2 separate regions of the Mus musculus genome follow, and region 2 is linked to region 1. The links are chromatin loops, found by intact Hi-C in ENCODE. Cell type or tissue: heart. All regions are shown on one strand. Each heading gives the region's core, and the rest is flanking DNA. Links, peaks and the distances in the headings are about the cores only. Region 1 holds the start of E2f8 (E2F transcription factor 8). Region 2 overlaps Nav2 (neuron navigator 2).

What was found. A loop is a pair of places that touch in the nucleus more often than their neighbours do. Peaks named below come from ENCODE experiments on the same cell type or tissue, not always from the same donor. Only the 100,000 strongest peaks of a DNase experiment are listed, where the experiment ranks them.
Region 2: it touches region 1 in a loop (2.4-fold over the local background); 2 of 42 quality-filtered maps call a loop at or near these places.

The regions. Positions count from the first base shown.
Region 1 is chr7:48,875,743-48,887,344 of GRCm38, forward strand. It overlaps E2f8 (E2F transcription factor 8), which reads right to left and starts at 5,299. Exons shown (of 13, transcript NM_001013368.5): 1 at 4,919-5,299; 2 at 4,536-4,659; 3 at 2,683-2,961; 4 at 2,200-2,356; 5 at 1-29. The coding sequence starts at 4,550. Gm2788 (predicted gene 2788) reads left to right here and starts at 5,558. Exons shown (of 2, transcript NR_155436.1): 1 at 5,558-5,775; 2 at 9,695-10,866. LOC115486422 (a long non-coding RNA gene) reads left to right here and starts at 2,299. Exons shown (of 3, transcript XR_882082.2): 1 at 2,299-2,370; 2 at 2,589-2,705; 3 at 4,779-4,882. In heart, for the core only: no CTCF peak of the experiment used is centred there; DNase peaks (open chromatin) are centred at 5,369, 5,969 and 6,729; H3K4me3 peaks cover 3,751 bases; H3K27ac peaks cover 3,737 bases.
Region 2 is chr7:49,247,032-49,258,097 of GRCm38, forward strand. Nav2 (neuron navigator 2) reads left to right here. Exons shown (of 39, transcript NM_175272.3): 1 at 1-167. Among named protein-coding and RNA genes, the nearest start is that of Nav2, 6.4 kb to the left of the region's middle. In heart, for the core only: CTCF peaks have their summits at 1,029 and 3,168 (motif pointing right); DNase peaks (open chromatin) are centred at 190, 1,100, 1,970, 3,170 and 1 weaker place; H3K4me3 peaks cover 2,261 bases; H3K27ac peaks cover 1,647 bases; H3K27me3 peaks cover 1,113 bases.

The DNA of each region.
Region 1 (11,602 bases), core at 2,356-10,355:
AATGTCATAAATCCGCCGACGTTCAACATCTGCCAAGAAGGCACAGACTTTTCACTGTGTGTTCGCAGTACGGGTGTCTCTGTACTCTGTAACTCTTCCTACTTACTAGTCAGCAGGGACATCTGAATAATGCAGTAATACAGTAGACACCACAAGCACCGTAGAGCGGAGAAAGGCATGGCTCTCTCACAGAACCGAGCTCATTTAAATTACAGTCACCGTCTACGGAGGGATCTAGATTGTATCATCCAGGACAATTGTATTCTAATGCGTGTGGTGACCATTGTTACCTGTATTTTACTGTTGAAGGCAGAGAAGTTCAGACTTGCCTCAGTGATAGCTGGGAAGTGGGAAGACCAAGCCTCTAATCGTCTAACTGCCACAATTTTGAGCCCATTCCTTTATTCCCCTCCTACTACCCACGTCTACCTGCCACAGTCATATCACAGGCACAAAGTGCTGAGATTTATGGAGGGAGAGATGGCTTAATAGTTAAGAGCGCTTGCTGCTCTACCAGAAGACCAGAGTTCAGTTCCTAGTACCATAGTGGGCGGCTCACAGCCACTTGTAACTCCAGCTACAAGGGATTCAACATTTTTTTCTGGTCTCTAAGACCAAACACACACACACACACACACACACACACACACACACACACACACTTCCTTTAAAACTGCTGAGATTTCAAAAAAGTATAAACTCCATGATGTCATTTCTCAGAAACCAAAATGAAAGAACAGAAAGTTACATTTCTTTGGGATCTAATTTGGTCCACGTTCCACCTATCACCAGTGACGCCAAGATTAGCAATTCTACGGCTCTTGTAAATCCAGAGAGGGTTTCAGTGTTCTGCATGGTGAGATTCTGCTTATTTCAGAAATGTACCTTCACTATTGATTTCATTTCACTCCGGGACAGAATCTATCCTTTCTGGGAATGTGCTTAATAGAGCTCCCCCTAGTGGCTTCTTGCTGTTCCTGGTGACTTCCAGTTGAGAACCAGCATAAAGACACACCAGGAGCCCTTCCCCACCAGTCCTCACAGGCCTCTGCTTCTCTTCTTACAAGACCTGGACTGGATGTCTGCATTAGAGCCAGGCCTGATCTGAGCCTTTAGTTTATGGTCAGAAAGCACTGCTCCCACATGCCTGGCCCTTTTATGATGTTCTAGATAACCCCGCCCCTTTTCTGTAACAAATATTGCCTAACTCGCATATGTCCTTTGCTTGGTAACCATTATTCTACTGAAGATAGGTTCTACTGTTTACAGATCTATACAAGCTCCTGCATACACACACACACACACACACACACACACACACACACACACATCACCTAGCCAGACAGAGTGTATATGAAGAGCAGGTGGGTCCAAGCAGTGTATTAATGTTCCTGCTTAGAAAGGCGGTCTTTTTCTTTATGGAGTGAAACTACACATTAAATCACTATCCTGCATATACTGCAAAGTTGAGACTAAGATACTTTCCGGCTGGGGACATGTCTCCACTGGGAGAGTGCTAGCCTGAGTTTGATCCACAGCACCCATCTGAAAAGCCAACCTCGATGAATTGGTGAGCCCCAGGTCCCAGTGAGATTCCTTGTTCTCAGAAACCAAGGTTCCTAAGGAAAGATATCCAAAGTTGGCCTCTGGCCCTGTGCACACAGGAACACACATAGACACCCATACTTATACATGCACACAAAAACGTATTTTAACGACCGCAAAGCTTTTTATCTGCTAGCCTCCTTTCCTGCTCTAGAACCAGGTCTTTACCAAGTGATAAAGAGAGGACACCCATAATTTATACCAAAGACAGAATAACCGCCTCCTAACCCATCCTCAGTCTCAAATGGCAGAGAGGCAGATCTTCCCTTCATGCACCTGTGGATACACTAGTTCCTCAGGGACAGACAGGGTCAAGGTGAATGCCAGAGCTGCAGCTGTTTGTGAAACAAGTCATAAAACACCATTTCCTTCCTGTGCAGCTTCAGGGACAACCCGAACCCAGAAACTCTCCACCGACATTTGTTTGCTTCCAAGACCGAGTTATGCTCAAATTAACAGGACTTGTGAGGCTTTGAATTCCCACACGGTCTTATCTGAATCTGTGATAGTGTGACTATATGAGCTCAGATTGAAAAGAGTTAAGTCCACAGACTCACTCTAATCATTAACCATCCTGGCAACTGGCATACGTACTGAGCTCCTCGGCCACCTCGTCCAGGCAGATGTCGTTATTCACAGCAGGGTTGGGGTACTTGGGGTACCGCGCTAGGAATTTGTGGCATAGCAACCCCAAGCTCTTCTCCTTCCGACTCGGCTGGGATTTCTCAAATTCGTCTCCTGATAAGTGTTCCTGCAGAGGGAAAGGTAAATAATGTCTCATTCTGGAATAGAGCATGACAGATTTATTGGGGGGCCTCTGTGCTAGATGACTAACTCCTCTTACCCACACATGCACGCGGTTTGAACAGCTGCAACAAAGTGGGAGGGGAATAGGAATGGTCTTAAGGCCTGGGATAAAGATCACTCATAGAGTACAATTCCCGGTGTTGTGCTCCAAAGCTACAAACTCTTCCCATGTTCAGCAGGTCAACAGCCTTCCAACAGCTCCGGGCTCCACACTGACCGTCCCTTCATCCACAAGCCCCCAAACGCCACCCAGCCTCCCTGTAAACCTACGTGCAAACAGTCTCTAGCTTCAGGTAATGCACTTCGGTTGTCAGACAGGCCCCTTTTCTGATCTCGACTTCGGATCTCGGGGCTCACGGCGCTGATGAGCATTTTCAGGTTGGCTGTGGGTGTCCATGGCTCTCCTTGGGAGACTTCCTTGGGCTTGGTTGGTGTGGTTAGAGGGCCCAAGTCAGGCTGGATCTCAGCCAACACCATGTTGGCCTTCGAGGACGGATGCAGGGGGCTTTTCATCAGTCCCCTTTTATGTGGCTCAGAAAAGAGGTTTTCCTGGTTTAAGAGGAATTAATAACTGAGTTCATTGTAAAACAGAACCTAGCAGAAAGGCTTTCTGCCTTTCATATTGACCAAGTAGGTTAAGAATATCACAGTGATCTCTGGACAGTATTTTCCTTTTTTGCTTGAGACAAGGTCTCACTATACATTCCAACCAGTCTGGAACTTACTATGTAGTAACAAGCTGACCCTAAATTAACAATCCTCCTGCCTCTGCCTCTGTTGTGATTACAGGCATGTCCCCTGCTACTACGGTAAATTTAATAGTTAAACTTCCCACTTTTAACTTGGTAGATACTATGGATCTAAATGTCTTCACCATGTGATCTAAGAATTTACATTAATAAATAAATAACATTAACTACAGGTTTTATTTTTAAATTCTATTTTGAGAAAGGAGGGCTGTAAAGATAGCTTAGAGCTCAGTCCCTTCCCTTTCCTTACTAGAACCAATCACTCTAAGTAACTGATCACTTCTAAATTCCTAAATTCCTACTAATGAGACATCAGGTAAAGGCTTTCAGGACCCACACCAGGCCCCACCCAGTGGAGTGGCTGTGAGCAGTGGTTGCTCATTGATATACCAGGAACAGGCTCAAGCAGCCAAGGTGAGGGTGCCCTTACGGTTAGGGCCTCCCGCCTACCAGCAGGACTTCTGACCAGAAAAATTTGCTTTCAACATCAACGCTTGAGGCACAGATGCAGAAAATGGGACCAAGGGAAGTAAGGTTAGCCATTTAAGGCCTCAGAGCTAGTTTCTGCTATGGTAAGTTAGCACTTACCTACACTGGTAAGTTAAGAGCAATTCATATAGATAGTAGAGACTGGGCCCCCTTCACTTTTAGACACCAGGCAGTACACCATTCTTAAAGAAAGGGATTTGGAAGGCAACAACTCAGAGAACAGAGATACACTGTTTCCTCAGTAACTTTGGGAGCCCGGGTTAACAATCCTCTATTACAACCATGAAACTAAGGGCTCAGTGTGTATTTCTGCTGAATCTGCTACTTAGCAGACGATGATGCGAGGCAGAGGGAGGTCACATGGGGCTGGCACCTGAATTTTCAGTTCAGTATGGTGCCCTCAGGAGGTGCTGATCCAAGGGTGGGGTTTCAGTGAACACTGCCAAGGACAGCATTGAGCTAACATCTAAATGCTTCCAGGAGATCTGTCAGGAACAGCATTTGGAGGCCCAGTAGGTTAAAGGGCTGACATTTTAAAATGTTATCTTACAAAGAAATCCAGTATCAAATTATGACCTTTGTGAATTCCAATGGTTCATGTAAATAACATATACATAATTTTTTAAGCACAGAAAAAACCCCAAAGCTTTTTCCATATATATTAAATTTATATTAAACTTTTGAAACAAAAAGGTTACTTTAACCCTGGACAACCCTATTCCTCTTCAAAAATTAAAATTTCCTTCTGGATTTCTGTAAAAGTTAACCAAAAGGATACAGCATTCGTGACTATCAAACGAAAAATTTAAGAAAACTTATTAACGAAAAACTCAGGATGATACTTCATTTGACATTGCAACAGTATAGACTGGACTTTAAAAATACCTTTTGGTTCTCCATTTTGTCAATTCCTCATACATTTAGTGTGTCTTTAAAAACGAAAAATCTGAAGTTCCTCCCCAAGTTCCAGTGGTTTAAGTAGTCCAATCGATTAAAGTTTTTTACTATCCTTAAAAGGAAAAAAAGTAAAGCAAGAATTAAGAGCTGATGAAAATGATTCACGTACACAAGAGCCCCCGGAAACAAACAAAAAATGACAAACCAGGTTTATTTTTGCCTTGAGGACAGACATTGCCTCTAGGCAGACCGCGCCAACAGACAGCAGTAAATTCCTCCATCAAACCCTTCTGTCACGAGACTTCAAGCAAACACAGAATCTACAGTGACAGTCCTCTCTCAGGTTCGAGATGGCTGTAGCAAGCACCCACCTGTGCACTGATCCGGGCTGCGGACGGAGCGCACGAGCCCGGGTTCCGATGGAGCACGCACCGAGCCTGCATCGGGGGAGATGCTGAAGTTTCTCGCCTGACACACACGTGCACAGGCTCAGAAGGAAGGACTTGTGAAGTGGCCTGAGAACAACCCTCCAATTCAGCCTCTGCGCTCTAAGCGCACGACCGGGCATTTACAAAGGGCTTTGGGATCTTGACCCCCTTTTTCAGGCTTCTTTCAATACACGAAGTACTGGGGCGAGGGAAGGATTCCCTAGGTGCCGAAATCACCGCGATGCCAAAGCGCACCGTACGCTGCGCTCCCGGTCCCAGGTACAGTCCCCAGCAGTAGCCCGCGTCCCGCCCGGCGCAAGCACTGGCTCCTCCTCCCCGCCAACTGCACCGCCCCCGGGGGCAGCCAGACAGCATCTCACGGTTTCCAGGGCGACGGCTCCGAGCCAATCAGTAAGCCCGGTGAAGGCCTGCGATTGGCTAGAGGTCCCCAAGGCGGGGCCGGACCTTCCGCCTTCGATTTAAAAATTTGGCGCGGAAAGCGGGACCGTAGCTGGCACCGCCCCCGAGTGCGCGGGGCTGGAGCGCGGGCGAGCCCCTCCCCCGCCCTCTGCGCGGGAGCTCGGCTCCTCCCCACGGGCCCCGGCGGGGCGGGAGGCGGGAAACGGCCGCCTTCACCCTGGCCTTCCCGGGATCCCACAACCCCGCCGCAGCAGTCTGCTCCCCGCTCACCTGTCAATCCTCCTTCAGAGCTGACGGTCCGGGGTGGCCCCGAATCCTGGCTGCGCGTCTCAGGGAGCCAGCGCGTCTCAGGGAGACTCGCTTAGCCCCGCCGCGCAGAGGTGGGTGCCGGGGGCGCCACCGGGGCCGGGGCTGGGGGGGGCCGGCGGGCGGGCCGCGGGAGCGTGGCCGTCCAGGAGCAGTCCAGCCCCCGATTTGAAATTAACCCGCTCCCGGCGCGAGCCGCTCCCGCGGGCGCGGAGCCTCCCCTCCCCCACGCCCGCTCTCCCGGCCCGGGGCCCCGCGCGCCAATCCGCGCCTCTGCACTGCCGCCGCGGCGAATCAGACTGTAGGCACCACCCTCCGACCCCGCCTACAGCCAGACTTGGGGAAAAGTCCTCAAAAACTTTTCCTTTTTCTTTTTTCCTTTTCTTTCTTTCTTTCTTTCTTTTTTTTTTTTTTTCTTTTTGCAAACACCATTTATCCGAGATCGAAGTTGGGGGATGAAATTTGGCTGGTCCAGAGCTGGCTGGCTAGGACTCGAGGGCTCCCCGCCATCCCCAGCTTGGTGCCACGTCAACCGGGTCTGCTCACCTGCCCTCTGGACCCTAGCGACACCGTTCCCTCTGCGACCCTTTGCATGACTGCTTAGCAGCTTCTGCTCCACGGTTTCCAGAAAGAAACGTGTGAGGAGGAAAGAGCTTCGTTGTCTGAAGCCCAAGGATGCGGGGCGTTGGCCGATCTCTGAACACGCAGGTGTGGGAGGAGGGAGAGAAACTCAGAAAACCCGCCAAGCCTGTCCCCAGTGTCCTGCGTCTGCCGATCCCCTCTTTGCTCTTTCCCGCTTTTCTTCCTTTTCCTTTTATGAGCTTCTGACATCGGCCTGGTATATCGAACAGGTCAAGGGAATTTTAGAGTTAGGAGACCATCTCGTCCAAAACCCTCATTTTGCAGAAGTGGAAAAAGAAGCTCGGCACCCCAACTATGCCTTTCCGTGCTCGAGTTCTTTTGCACCCGCCTTTGCCTTGTAACATTTCCCCTTTTCTGATCACTCTGGGATCGCCCGGACCGCATGTTGCCCAACCCGCTTACATCTAAGATTGTGGTTTGGGCTCTTCCTGCTTTTAACTTTGTATCTTCAGCCTCCAGAAGGACTCGGGGCCACGCAGTCCAAGTCCCATCACTGAGCTTGGCCATCAGTAAGCTAACCATCACTGACTTCAAGGGAGATACTGTGTTTTCCTGGCGGTGGTTAGGGCGTGGATGCCATAACACCGCCCCGGGATCCAGGTGCAAAGGGAATGCACACTGGGCAGAGGTCTAGGTGATGAGCCAGGGTCTTCTTCCTGAGGGTGGCTTCCAAGATGCTGCCACATCTTTGTGTCTCTCTGTTCAGTTCTAGTAGCTATCAGAAGCTCCGGTGCTCAGGGTCACCCAAGTGTTCCTCAAGACCAGGACTGGACCTGAATATTCACGTGCTATACATAGGGGCTGGCTGGCTGTAGCATCGGATGTAAAATAAAAATCCGTCATGAGGCAGGACAGGATGCTTACAGAACAGATACATCTTTACTGAGCAGGGACTAAGTTTAAATATATCACCAAGAAGTAGTGTGTGGGCTTCTGTCTAAGCCACTGTCTGTCAGGCTACTTGTCAAATCTTTCACCTGTCAGTGCTTAGCGCTCCGAAGGATTGAATGATGCCCAGCTTATATCCAGAGCCAGAATTCAGGACCTCTACCCTACCCCCAAGCCCCCACCCCTTACCACTTCTTATATCCTAGTGCCTTGCCTCAGAAAATTCTCAGGACAGCAAAGTCGGTGACTTGTAGTCCAGGTCACAGTCATTTCCAGCCCTCCCTCAACATGGGAGAAAGGGTGAGATACATCATTTTTGTTTAGTGGTGGCTTCCCTGTCAGTTGTCATCAAAGTCGTGGAGCAGAATGAAAAAATGGTGCTTCGAAGAGAGGTTTAAAGTCTTGACGCTGTCAGTCATGAGACCTTGAAAAGGAAGCAAGGATCTTGGGATTTAGCTCAGGGCAGAGGGATTACTTAACAGGCTCAAGGCCCCAGGGGTCATCTCCAGCATCATACGCAAGTATAGTGCGTCAATTTGAAGTTTGGTGTGATTTTAAAGGAAAGATGACCGCAGAATACCTTCCAGCTTACTGTGCAAACGAGGGGTTGGAGGACAAGCTTGAAGTCACTTTTCTTACTTTCCCTTCAAATCTTATTTTTTTGTTATTGATTATATAACCCAAGAAGATTTCCATGCCTTTGTGTCTGGTCATATGAGTTGCACAATAGCTCATATCTCACTGAGCTGGGCCAGTTTTTCCACCCCACTGTCACTCTTCTGTGTTGTACAACTCAGAAGATTGTGTAACATATTCAACAATAAATAAGTATTATGAAAAAAAGATATCAAAGGTAGGGGGATGACGGATGTCATCTCAGGTACTTAGATTCAAAGGTAACCTTAGGGGTTTCTGAATCGTGTCCCTTCCCATAATCATGGGCAAGTCCTCCCCCATGGCCAGGATAGGATGAGAGGCTAAGGAAATGTTTTTCTATTGGTGGGTTCTGAGACCTCTCTTTTTCACAGTCCCTTCCTCCCAGGTCCTTCAGTGACTAGCTGTATGTCTGTCCAGCTTCCTGTAGAGATTGGATTTTAGCCTTTGCCATATGCATTGGCATATCCACCCAAAACCAGCTGTTGGGAGCATTAAATCATACCAATCACCACAGCTGTTCACAACCAGACCTCAGCCCTCCCTTGTCCCTGGAACAAAAATGGTTACTTTGTGAATAAGTGGTATCAGACTCAAATTGAAAGTGTTTCAAGACAGTGAACAGGAGAGCAAGGGACCTAGGAGATGGGAGAGCTGGCACTGGTCCTGGGCTTGCTGGCTGTGGAAGCAGGACTTGGTCAGAGCTTGCCCTAGCTAGAGCTGAAAACCTGCCTGTTATACTCGCTGTGGGCAGCTCCTCCCTGGGCCTGGGCACATATCTGCAGCTAGGGACTCGGCTGCAGCAGCTGCCATTGTTGCTGTTTATTGAGCAATTACTGCCCCTGCAGTTTTAAGATGCCTTGAGGAAACAACATAAAATTCTAAAAGGCCCCCCTTTTTTTTTTAATAGAAGTGGAGTCTGAATTCTGTCATTGTGTGAGTGTGCGTAGCATCTACAACGGTTCTAGAACTGAGGTCACGTCCTCTTGTGCTTATCAGGAGGGTGGAAGGACAGTTTTCCCAGTTCCAGGACACGGCAGAAGTATGTGTACAGGTTCTGGGGAGTAGGGGTGGGGACTGGCCACACACAAACAAATTCCTAACCAGGGCAGAATCCCCGTTACCTCCCTGATGAGCCAGGGCTGCGTTTTGCTTAAAGCGTGGAAGCGTGGTGGGAGGATCATCTGTGTGGATCCCCTCCAGCCAGATGCCTCACATCCTGTTGAGCACAGAATCCCTATCCTGGTAGGTGCCCTTCTACTATGGACTCCTCCCTCTGACCCCCACCTTGTGATCCCAGAGAACAGGAGAGAGAAGACTTTGTCCTCACTTGGTCTTCCCAGCATCTAGCCCTGACCAAGGAGAGGAAGGGCTCGGTGAACACTGATTGGCTAAGGTTCTACCTTAGCAGGCTATCCTACCAAGTAGCGAGGATGCTTTTCTCCCCGCCTGAAGCGTCAAGTGCAATTGTGAACACGCACCAAGTGCTCAGTAAGGTGAGAAAAGTGACTCTCATAATGACCAGATTAAAATGATAGAGAGAGAGAGAGAAAGAGAGAGAGAGAGGGAGAGAGAGAGAGAGAGAGAGAGAGAGAGAGAGAGAGAGAGAGAGAGAGAGAGAGAGAGAGAGAGAGAATCCATGGGAGCACACAAACACCTCAGCTACATGTTCACTCACTAAAATGTATCTAAACCTCTTGCCCTGAAACTGGGACCTGTGTTCAGCATCAACTTCAGGATGAATTGGATCCCAACACTAGATCCAGCTCCACTTTCTCACTGGCCTTCCCTTTCTCATTTCTTTTCCAGGGATGTGAACCTGTTTTGTACAAATTGGTGGCTTGTTTGGGTTCTTCAGAATTGTGGCTTCTGATTCACTGGAGGTGGCTGTGCCCCTACCCCGCAACCCCCTGAAGTGGCTGGCATTGGTGCAAATGAGGCTGTTGAACCTGATCGTGTTCTCTCTGGCCTTGGACCTGAGTGCTGCAGAGAGAGAGAGAGAGGGAGACTCTGATGGCTCTGAAGATCATGGCCCTTCCCATATGAGGTTCTAGGCAGTATTCCTGAGCCGGTCTCTTGCTCACTCCCCAGCCCTTTTGAATACCCCTTTTCGGTATGAATTTGATGATCTAATTTGACTATCTCTCAAATGCTCAGGTGTGTTACAGTTTTACTCTTCACTGTATCAGTTTGTCACACGGTTAAGAGAGCAGGATCTACCCTTCACTCGGGGTCATTCTCTGCATCCTAGCTGATGTTCAGTGAAAGCTCCAAGGGTTTGTCAATGTGGAAACTGGTTGGCAGTCAATCGATGGTCTCGCAGCCACAGTTAGAGATGAGCTGCATCTGGGTCTGCCCATGTGCTTTTAGAATAGGCTGAACTTTATAACACATTCAATCTTTGGAATAAACTGCCACCGTTTTATTGTTAGTTGAACTATATACAAGGTTGCTGGGGTAGGATATTTCAGGGGCAGAGTGCTTGCCTAGCATGCATGAGACTGTAGGTGGACTCCATCCCCAGGACCAAAATAATAATTTTATTCATAGAGGAAGATGTTTGCCTGGGTTCAATGCCCAACAACTCCAGCTTTGGAGGATCCAAATGCTTCTGTCTTCTGAGGTCACTAGCATGGACATAGCCCCTACCACACATGTACACACAATTAAAAAACAAAGCATAGGATTTGGAGTAAAACAGACTTTGCTTTTAAAGCCCCATAATAATATTGCAATGCTGTAGACATGAACACTTTCTCAACAACCCCCATACACATATACTGAAAGAGAAATTAAAATATAACCCTGAGTGGGCCTTACAAGGAGAAGATGAGTTAGTGCATGAAAAACAGCAGTGTTTAGCATGTGCTAAATAAAGAAAGCTGTTATATATTGCCATGTGTAATCTAATCCAAAACAATCCATACATGTGTGTATCTGGATTTGCCTTTAAAAAAAAAAATGTTCTAATCACCACAGCGAGATTCCTTGTAAGCGGATTCTTCTGATTGGCTGCCTCTGCACCCTCTGCCCCTTCCCAACCTCCCCCTAGGTGCCCACTGTGGGAGGATGTCCAGTGTTCCGAAGCCTGGCGTCAGGGACTTTCTTTACATGTCTGAAAGACTTAGTATCTAGGAATGCCTCAGAAAGCTAGTTCTTAAAGAGCGCTTTAAGAGTATGTGTTCTTACCAGAGTTATTGAGTGGGTGGGTTGACCTTTCCTGGCTTATTTGTGTGTCAGTCAGCATCCTCCTCTCCTGGATGTTGTTCTGTCCTTGCTCCCAGAACATAGACACTTAACCGCTGCAAGTCCAACTCTGTCCCCGGAGTCCTGGAGTCCGTAGCTACTCACGAAATGGCTCGGAATCCGAAGGCTCCTGCTCTCAACTTTGCCTCCACATCTACAAGGTCTAGGACCTCAGGAAAGCTCCTGGCCACTCTGAGTCTCAGTATCTTCTCTGTGAAGGCAGCTTTATCGGCAGTGTGGAAATCAAGCAGACAGTGTGGGGCAGGGCGGGGGAATCACTGTTTGGAAGCATTAGTTGTGATTTGACGATAAGGAAATAATCTTAGCAATCTAATCAAGTCCCTTCCTAGCTCCTTAGTTCCACAGAAGGAGCTAGCGTTTGCATGATCTTAGACCCCTCTGAGCTGTGGTTGTCTGCGTCTGGCACGAGGAAGTTAAATCCCTGGACCTTGTTCAATTCAGTACTGGTGC
Region 2 (11,066 bases), core at 1-8,000, 370 kb after region 1:
GGACTGGTCCTCAGCCCTGCTATCTTAAGTTGGGAAGCAAGGTGGAGGTGAGCAAGACGGCCTACACTAGCCAAATCCCCCTGAAATCGCAGGGGCTGCAGGAGCCGACGGGGGAGGGGCTCCCGTTGCTGAAGAGCAGCTCTCTGGAGAACGGGTTCGATACCCAGGTGAGCAGTGCTATGTGCTGGGGCACTATTACAGGGTGGGAGTGATGGATGATCCTTCATGAGGGAGGAGGACGGTTGCCTTGAGGAGAGGCTACCATAATGTGATTGGAGAGAGGAAGCATACCCCTTATGCTGCCAGATTGGAAGGATACATTGGTCAGTGGGTGTGGCCAGGAGGGGTTTAGCTGGCCAGGGTGCCAGAGGCTCTCCCGGGGAGCTCTGCAAAGCTAAGGCGTGCTGGCAGCCAGCTGCTTCTATGGGGCTGGAGCAGGTGTAGGGGTGCTTTCAAAAAAATGCATGCTGACATTGGAAATGTTAAGGGCCATCAGTGCCGAGCGCTTGGCCCCAAGAGGATGGGTATCTGCTGTTGTGATGTGTGTCTATACTCAGGTTGTAACCCCAAGGAGTGGCCTGGTGCCTTGATGGGTTGGGTACTACCTGGCTCAGCTGTGAGATCTAGGACAAGGGATACTGAGTGGTTGCCCTGAACTTAACCCTCCTCCTAGCTTGAAGATGGCTGGTCTCTGCCCCATCATTAGGGAGAAGGGATTCTGGCCAGGTGCTGCCAACTGCTAGCTGCTACAGACTCCTAGTAACTGGGGTGGCTTGGCTGTCTCAGAATGGCTGCTGTAGCTAAGCCCCTCCTTCTTGGGTAGTCTATGCTGCCAGCGTTGGTATCTCTGGTGATTAGGGAGGTGATGGTGTGGGTAAGAGCATGGCTGAACGAGAAACGGTGACTTCTACCTTTCCTGGCAGAGCAAGCAATCCCCCTACTGGGCTGGGTGACAGGCCCTGGCCATGCAATCTCTTTTAAGGAAATCCTTAAGGGCCAATCAGTTTCTCTTGGACTCCTGCCTTCCCTGCCGCCTTCCCCCTCTTCTGGCAGGAGGGAGCAGGGCCATGCTGTATTTTCTTGGCTGCCAGTCAGCAGGGACTTTTAGGGACAGGCTGACCTGACTGTTGTGGCTGTCCCAGTCCGGAGAGGAGAAGCCGGGAAGCCAGAAGGGGAGGCAGTCTTGAGTTGGTATAGGGCCAAGCAGCAACAGACCAGACGACCTTTTGGGCACCTACTTTCCCTGATCAGAGGTTAACGCTCAACACATTCCTAACCTTTCTGAGGGAGGAGCTGGGTCTAGAAGCTGCTCAGAGGCAGACTGTTGGAACTCAGAGCCGGAGAAGGCCCCCTCCCCACACAAGCTCCCGCACCCGCCCATCAGCGGGTGTCTCTCTTGATGCTGCACTTGCTAAACATTTTTGGAAGCTGACAGCCCTGACGGATGGTGTGTGGGAGGAAGGCAAGATCTCCTCCAGTGCTCCTGGGTCCTGGCTCTGCTAGGCCGTGTGCTCTGCTCTTTTTCTTAGAGCTACAGGCCTTGTCCAGAGGGCTCTGAAATGAGGGTGAGCACCAGGGTGCCTCCTTCCTCTGTGGGGGGTGAAGTGGGTGGTGTTTTGGAACAGCGACTGGGAATGTGACACATGCCCTCGGGCCCGATGAGGAGGACCGTAGGAATGAAGGGAAGGCAGACGCTGGGCTCATTCATAGCCAGACTCCTGCCTGCTAGTGCCCAGTTGACCCTTCAGCTGAGGAACAGTGGCAGAGGATTGCCATGAGCAGGCTCTGAGAAGGTGATTCACCACTCTCTCCATTAAGAAAAAAAAAATTTTTTTTCACTCTTAGACATCTCCATGAGTGGCTAACTTGGCCCTACTCCCTGGAGGCGCTGTTTCCCTCTGTCCCCATCACCCCACATTCCACCTCTCTTACTCTCCATGGGCATCACGAGGGTGGTTTGGATGGATGGCTCAGGAAACTGGCCACCTTCCAGTGGACAGCCCTGGCTTCCCAGCGGGCCCCTCCTTGCCAGCCCCTGAGTCTCCTAGGAGCTCTTCCATGTAGCGTGCACTCATAGCCCCACCCTGACATCAAAGGGGCTTTGGCAAAAGGATTTTGCCTTCTTTGAACAGGGTATCCCCATGGTGACAGACAGCGCACATCCACCCTCGATTATGGCTTGAGGACTGGGGCTGACTTAGCACCTGGTAATTTCCTGCTCCCAAACGTAATGTTTATCATTACAAGACACTCAGGAAATGATGAACTCCATGGAGCCGTTGCCTCTCTTTTATTTGGGGGATTTTGGGGCAGGAGACTGGCTGGGTTGCAGGGTGACTGACAGTCCAGGTTTTAAAGTGTTGGTTATCAGTGGTACCTTCTGTCTGACCTATGCTTAGCTCAGTAGCCTAGTCCATTAACTAACTACTCCCCTGGGCCTCAGTGATTCCACCTGTTAAAAAAAATGGGCACAGGAATTATGAGTATTAAGAAAAACTTAGTATTCTTTACATGAGAAAAGGTGGAGCCTCTAAGAAGAGGCCAACCTGTTCACGAGCATTGACAGGCCTCTGACTCTGCCTGGCACAGTACCAGGCGCTGTGAGAGGGAGGTGGGGGATGGGGTGAGCTGTGGAATGCCTGGTGTGTTAGGTTCTCATTGGCCTCCACAGGAGCACTTAGAATAAGTGTGGTGTATGTGTCCACATCCTACCATATGTCCTAAGATAACAAAGTAAAGAAGGCACCCTTGCCTTGTACTTCCTAGGTGTCAGGGATTGTTCTGGGTTTTTTTTGCACAAAATAACTCTCTTTTATTCTCTTAACAATCTGGTGAGATAAGGGTGATTGTTCCCATCTTACACATGAGGAAATGAAAGGTCAGTGGCCTCACGAGCAGCAGAGTCAGTAGCATTTGAACTGGAACCCCTTACCTGTCATGCTAGACTCGGGGAGCCACAGCGGCTGCTGGTCAGCTCCAGACCTTGAGGCATCCCGGCCACAGATGTCACCACTGATCCACGCTGTCCAGCGTGGCAGAGCAGATATCTCAGCTCAATCAGGTGCCGGACCAGTGCCGTGCACGCCCACTCTCCAGCATTGTCTCTCATGCTGCTGCAGAGCTGAGGACAAGACTTGGCAGCCTGGATCGTAGGCGTGACGTCTGTTTCCAGCAGAGGGCAGCACTGGGAGAGCTAAAGATGTGCTGGGCCTGAGGAGTCAAGATGCTGGAAGGAAGGCTAGTAGCTCAAGGGCTGGAGAAGACCAGGGGGCTCACAGGGGAGGAAGGAGATGAGCTGGGCCCCAGCAGTGGACAAGAGTGCCCAGTGTGGGGGGAGGAGAGGAGGAGGAGAAAGAGGAAGAAGAGGAGGAGGAGGAGGAAGGAGGAAGAGGAGAACAAAGGAGAGGAGGCTGAGCTACCTTTCGCAGTGCAGAGCCCAAGTGGATGCTCCCTCGTACATGTTCTACGTTGAGCATTTTCCATTTTAGGTCAGGGTATGAGAAAGCGCAGAGGCTTGGCAGTGGATGTTCATGTTGGCTTCTGTCGGAGGGTACCTGAGAAGCTGTGGAGCCGGTGGCGTCTCCTTCAGGACCTGGCTCAGAACTGACCCTTGGGAAGCAACACAGATGACTGTCCTTAGCGTGGGCAAAGCGTTCTTGTTTTTGTCTTTTGGGACAGGGTCTCTCACTCTGTAGACCTGGCTGGCCTTGAACTCACAGTGACCCACCTGCTTCTGCCTGCATAGTGCTGGGATGAAGGGCATGTGCCACCACGCCCGTTTCGGTTTACTCGGTGACTTACCAGTCATCTGCTCATCCCCACCATCAATGACTTGCAAGCCAACAGCTGTTAGAGGGGTCAGCCTTTGCCTCCTCTCCTGGAGCCTCCTACAGACCCGCAGCTCGCTCTCAACCTCCAGCGGAAGCTGCTCTGCCTCAGTCAGGTCCCTCTGACCCTCTTCCTGCTACTGTGCCACCAGGGCCTTCCTGAGAGGACATGTGTTCTGGTCTCTCATGTGTTGTGAACTGGGACCCCATGTAAGTGATCATTTTAGACATACGCTCTGTGTTAGACTACAAGGCTCTGGCCAGTATTCAGGCAAAGACCTCTTGGGGTAAGGACAGGGTTAGCCTTTTTTTTTTTTTTTTTTTTTTTTAAAGAAGCAGTTGCAGGGGGAAGAGATGATTCACATGATACTTTGATATTTCCTGTTTTTAGGAGCTCGTGTTCAGCCTGCAACTTATTTCTTAAAAAAAAAAAATTAGAAGTGATTGAAATCCTGTGTGCGCGTTTTTTAGATGTTTAAAAAGAAAGCGTGGGTGAGGCCCCTGGGAAAAGCCCAGCTCCAAGCTTACAACCTGTTGCAGCTTTGCCCCACTGTGTTTTGATTAGAAGGCTTGCTTCGTCATCAGAGCTGATTGTGGATTTGATTAGTGTGTTTTTCTGCCGTGGGTTGTTCTCTTTCCCCCTTTCTCAGTTCTTGGAGGCGAACGAATGCACATTGTGGTTATCTGCCAACAGGCGAGAATGTTTACGGTTCACGTATCACTGCCTCTCCCCTGGGTTAATTCTCTAGAGACACTTTAAAGGTAGAGTAGGGGGTTTATTTGGGCGATCACTCGGTGTGTATACATCTTTGTATAAATATGCCTACGTCTACACACACACACACACACACACACACACACGTACACAGCTCTATACACATGGAAAAGCTTCAAGTATGGAGCACATGTAATCACACACGTACTTCAAAAGGGAGGCTGGGCGAGTTACAGCCTAAAGTTCAGCTTTGATAATGGCTGGGTTTACATCTTGCTTTTCACACTTTCTCGGTGACCAAGATTTGAAACACCGGCTCGCTGCCCATTTTTATTTACTTACAAGATGTGAGGGCTGCAGCTTCACCAGGGGTGCTCTACTCAGACCCCTGTCCGTCTCCTGAAGCCGGTGTGCAAACCCACACTGCCCAACAAGATTTTGGCTGAGAGTCAAGAACTGTCATTTCTTAATTCAGCCTTGATGCTGGGAAAGGGTCCTTCACAGAACATTCGCTCGCTATCGGGTCATCTGCAGCATCCCTTATACCGCTGTCACTTCATATGAGACACAGAAACTGAGCAAAGGTGAAACAGTTGGCGTGGTTTGTGTGTGGAAGCTAAGGTCAAGACTGGTCAGCAGCTGGAAACATCCCCGTGCAGTAACTCAGGCTTTATTGACAGCAGATCTGGATTCAAATCCTGGCTTTGGGCATGTTACTTGGTACTGATAAACCACATGTTTTTTTTTTTTTTTTAGTGATGATGCTTATCGGCTGTAAGAATTCAGTCAGATAGCACAGGTGGGATGCCAGGTACAGGGCCTGGACTGTACTGAGCAAGGACTATGCAGTCCTGCTTATTTTGACAACCCAACATCAGACCGTGGCTCGTGTCTGCCTCGCCCTGAGCTTGTGTTCCATCTACCTGCTTCCCAAGTGGAGAGCTGACCACAGGGACAGACAGGTGGCTTGTAGCACCGAAGGCCACCGCACAGCAGTGCTCTGGTTCACTGACTTGGGAATATGAGTAAACTCTGAACAAAGAAATGACTTGCAGAGTTGTTCACTGAACTTCCACATTTTAGTCACAGGCACACCATCCCTAAAATGGCAACCCAACTGAAGGTTCTGCTCCAGGCTAAACTGGCAGCAGGCCTCCTTTATACGGCTCCTCTCTTAGCCGCCAGTGTTTGAGGTGGTGGGATGCAGCTGCCCAGTCTGATAGTCCAGCTCCAGTCAGAACTCAGCAAATCTCAGGCCTGTTGCCTAGGCTTCCTGATGGCTGCTTACGGTTCTACGGGCAGAAGGGAGGCCCTTTTCCCTCCTAGCTAAGTAGTGGGAATTAAGCCTCGTGACCAGTTTGGTCAGTAAGGTGCCCCAAGGCCTGATGGCCAGCTGCCCCTTGGTGTTTTACCAATAGCCACAGGACCAGTTCTCAATGGCTACTCTGTCTTGTGGTCATGTTGTTCGAGAGGACGGACAGTGCATTCATAGAACATTTTGGGCATAATGGGCCATGTGATTCAGAGAAAAAAAAAAACTTGGTCAGGCTTTTGTGCTTCTATCTATGCTCAGACAATAGCAAGTGACTCAGACGTTTTCACTGGGGCCCCCGAGTCACCCATATAAGACTTGAAAAATGACTCATGACTCAGCGCCCCTTTCCCAAGGCAGACAAGCCCTCACTTCTGCTTTGCAGACAAAGACCCAACAGCTTCAGGATGGTTTGTCCCTCCTTCCAAATGAACTCTCAGCACGATCAGGTATACTGCATATGTGGCATTGGTGAAGTCACGGTTGCCCTACCACGTTTTGTTCCTATATTCCTGGCAGAAAAGGGAAAGTAAGACCTGATTCCTCCTCCAACGGGATTCTTCTTGGGGGTTGAGAAGTCAACTCCTCATGACCGTGTGACAGATTAGGGACAACTGTAACAGGGCTGAGGAGGTGGCTCAGTGGGTAAAGTGTTGGTTGCGAACCCATGAGGTTAGTGCCCAGAACTTATGATAAAAAAAAAAAAAAAGCCAGGTACAGGAACTCCTGGAGTGGGGGTTGGGAGTGGCCATAGGAAGAACAAGTAGAACTTACTGACCGGTCAGTTTTAGGCAAATTAGCAAGCTGCAGGCTCAGAAAGAGACCTTGTCTCCAAAACTAAGATGGAGAGCGACGGAGGGAGACGCTGACATCCACCTGAGGCCTCCACGCAGGTATCCACACGTGCACAAGCATGGGAGAACATGCACCCCAGACACTACCCACCCCGGAATAAAAATCTCTCACAGCGAACGATCATTCACCCTGACGAGCACAACCTCTAGACTCCTGTCGTTGTATTTAACCCCACGGCAACCCATGAGGGAGATGCTGCTTCCAGAAAAGAAGGCTACTCGGGAAGCCAGGAGCTCTGGTTCTAGTCCCTTAGTTCTTTCGATGCTGTGGACGGCCTCCGATTAGTCAGCTTGTCTTTCTGAGCTTCCAGCTCAGTTACCTAGCTCAGCACATGGAGAGGACGGTACCTGCTCTGCCCTTCTGCGTGGCTCACTGTCACATCAGCAGAGGCGATTCTGACAGGGAAGGCACTCACTTTTAGCATTGTTTAGAGTTCAGAAAGGTTCAGCTTCTACGACCAGTCAGTTGCACAGCTGATAAATAGCATACCCAGAATTTGAAGCCATGAGTTTTAACCTCCAAAGCCAGGGTCCTTAACAGCACCTGTGAAAGTCCTTTGCTGGGGTGGGTCTCAAAGGGTGTCACTAAGATCAAATCACAGCGTGGTTTGGCATGGTACATATGGTGATCTGAATAAATAAGGCCCCCAGAGGCTCAGAGAGAGTGGTATTGTAGGAGGCGTGGCCTAGTTGGAGTGGGTGTGGCCTTGTTTCAGGAAGTGTGTCACTCCAGGTGGGCTCTGAGGTTTCAGAAACTTAAACCAGGCCCAGTGTCTTTCTCTTCTCACTGCCGGTGGGACCAGATGTAGAGCTCTCAGCTACCCCTCCAGTACCATGTCTGCCTGTGTGCCGCCATGGTTCCTGCCATGATGATATCAGAACAAAGCCCTGATCCTGTAAGCCAGCTCCAGCTAAATGCTTTCCTTCATAAGAGCTGCTGTGGTTATAGATGGTATCTCTTTTCAGCAAAAGAACTCTGACCCAGGCAGTACATAATCTTACTCCTATCTCAGATTCTGAAAATACCCCTTCAGTATTAAACAAATGTTAGTGGATTAATAATATCCATCATGTTTTTCTGGATGTATAGATCACGATGTCCTTTGAGGCCGCAGGGCCCTTCAGGGTGGCCTGCGTAAGACCTGCCAGTACAGGTGTGAGACAGATAAGAGGAAAACAAGGAATTTGATTGAAACTGTTTGCTGCATTAGAAAGCAGTCAAGTTAGTTCTCATTGTGGAGTGGATTTGGTTTGTTTCTTTGTTTTTGTTGTTGTTGTTGTTGTTAAATAGCCCAAGTGGGCCTCAAACCCAAGATCCTCCTGCCTCTGCCCTCTGAGTGCTGAGATTGGAGGTGTATGCTTCCATGCCCAGTGTAGATCAGTTTTATAAAAATATAAAAATATATATAATAATAAGGATCTATTCATTGTTATGTGTATGGAATTTTTGCCTCCTTGTGTTATCTGTGTACCATGTGCATGCAGTGCCTGAAAAGGCCAGCAGAGAGTGCCAGATCCCCCAGTGCTGGAATTATTAAGCCGTGAGGTGGGTGTTGGGAATCAAACCCAAGTTCTCTTTGAGATCAGCTAGCTCTCTTAACCACTGAGCCATCACTCCCACCTCCTGCAGATCATTCTTTATAACCGGGGCGCTGGTATCTCACGATGAACAAGCCGGGCTATTCTAGTGAATTAGCCTCATCAGTGCACAGTAATGGTGGCCCACGCCACATCCTATGCCCCACAGAGGAGAGACCTGAGAAGAGTGTGGATAGATGTTGGTTGCTCAGGAAAAGGGAAAGGTTGAGAAGATTCATAGATAGGACAAAGCTTCCAGACTGTGTGGGGGACCTTTTGGAAAAAAAAAAAAAAAAAAAACCTGAGCCAACCTGCTCTTGGAGAAAGGAGATTTATGCAGTCTATGGCTTTGGAAGTTAGGCATCCAAACAACACATTGCAGGCTCTGTCAAGCTCCTCTCCCCCCACAGCTGTGACCCTTCATGACAGAGAGCCATGGCAGAGCATATGTTTCTCAACATATATCGAGTGTCATTACCAAACAGGAGTCCAGAGAGGACCCAGGGCCTGGCTCAGGCTTTTAAATCACCTATCTCTCACAAGAACCGACTTCAGGAAACAGGTGACCCCCTTCAGAAGGTACACCCCGGTAACTCCCAGAAATCCCACCACCTTCCAGTGTCTTCCACCTGGAGACAGGCCAGTGTCTGACCCATGAACCTCCGAGAGAGGTACAACCCAACCGGTACCTAAGACATACGGTGTGAGAGTCTTCTCCAGTCTGCACGCTGTCAGCGGTGACGATCCGGACCCTAACTGTGAGGACAGTTGCCTTAAAGGTTCTTGGGGACTTTTGCAGGTCTCTCAGGAGTAAGAGGATGAAAAGTCAACCTTGTCTGATTTTAAACCTGTGCTGCTCGCTGTAGAGTTCTTTTGCCAGTAGCTAGAGGAAGCCTGAGGCCCATGCTGGGTTGTCCTCTCCCCAGAGCCTTTGCTTACTTTGCTAGCCCTGGCCTTCCTCCATGTTCTGCATGATCTCTTACAGGGCCTCCCAGGTGCTGCCAGGCCCAGCCAGAAGCCAGATAGTCACCAGAAGCTCTGATTGTAGGATAAGCGGGTCCTGTGTGGTCTTGCCCACCTCTTCTACAATCTGAGTACCATCTCCTTTCCCGCTGCCATGGCTGTCATTCGGCGGGTCACCCCCGTGCTGGGGGCCAGTGGAGCCCATGTGCCTCACAGCTGGCAGGTCTTCCTCCTTCCTGTCCTCCCTCCCTCCCTCCCTGTGCTGCTGGCTGTTGCACACAGTCCTCATTTCATGCAGATTTGCTCTGATTCCTTTCAGACCAGGGAGTACTAGCTTGTTTGCGTCAAAACTCATAGGCTGCCAATGTCCTGGAGCACTTGGGCCTTGCCTCGCATGGACTTTGGTGGCTAGCTAACTATAGGCCAAGGAAGGCAAGACCCAGAGTCAAAGACAGCATTTAGGTGACAAACCAGACTGGAAAGGGGCAGACTGACTCTGGATGGCTGCATTATTCTTCCTGATCTCTGCCTGGAGAGCATAGGAATATGGAGCCCTGAAGCAGGAGAGATCTTAGAGGCCATTTCTTTCCAGTCACATCCAAAGAGGCACATGACTTGCTCTGAGTTGCCAGCTCCAAGGGCCAGAGTGCAAACTAGAACCCGGGCCTCTTGCCTCCCAGAACAGATCCACAGATAAGATCTGCTCACTCCGAAGGTCTGGATAGTGTGGTGAACGTACCAGAACCAGCCCGTGCTGTAGGATTTCTCCTACCAAGTCTTGCAAAGGGATACTGATTTCTTCATAGTAGGAAGCCTTTGCATTTGGCTCACAGAATCAGAAAAGCAGACGACAATTGGCTGACACCAACCGCTGAGATCCCAGGGCCAGCTCCCTACGTGGGTAAGACTGTCCCTTTGCATACATTTCGTTTATGTGGCTCAGGCTCAGCCGGCATTCTGACCAAGCCCACATAAAGCTGGTACTAGACTGCTTGGACTCTGTTCCATGCCTTTTATTCCTTACCGCTAACATTGTCCCCATGCCCAAGCTGGACATGAGAGAGCTGGGGTACCCTCCTGCTTCCCCTTCTATTTACCATGCATCTCATGTGTCTTGCACTGGTGGGGCCTGGGCCATCTGGTCATTGAATAAGTAGTCAGCTGCAGGCCATTTTCCACAGGGAAAACATGGTGTTTCAAGGGCTCTAAAGGGGGAGAGCTGTTCATGTCTGTCGTAGTGCCTGGCAGGGGGTAGCTAAAGGCACTGCTCTTTCCAGAACAGTCCCTTTGGGCTGGGTCACCGTTCCAGGTCTTTGTGGCTTTTCTCATTTCCCTGCACAGAAGCCACGCCTCTGAGCCGGGTGCTTCTGTGATGCTCTCCTGTTGACAGGTGAAGAGAGGCATGGAGTCTGTGAGCAGAGCGCCCAAGGTCACATACCTCCCGAGTGAAAGCCAGGCTGCAAGCCCAGCCAGCACCTGAAGAGCCTTTGTCCCTGGCCAACCTGAGTGTCACGAGGACGGAGCCTTCGTCTGGTTAACCGTGGGGAGAAAGATCCAACATAGAGAGGGGCCAGAGCCCGCTACGGCCCTCCAGGAAAGCAAAGCTAAGGCTTGCCTTGTAAGGTAGCACAGGGCCTTTCCCCCAGAAAGAGCTGACCTAGAAATGTCTCGGCAGCCTCAGGGGCTTGGTGGATGGACCCCTTGGCTTCCTCTTCCAGGTCTCTGTTTAATGATGGCTCGAACTCCTTTTTCTCTTTCTGGTTAGCCAGACCAGAAATCAATATAAGCTTGACTCTAGTCCCTAAAACTGTTTACCT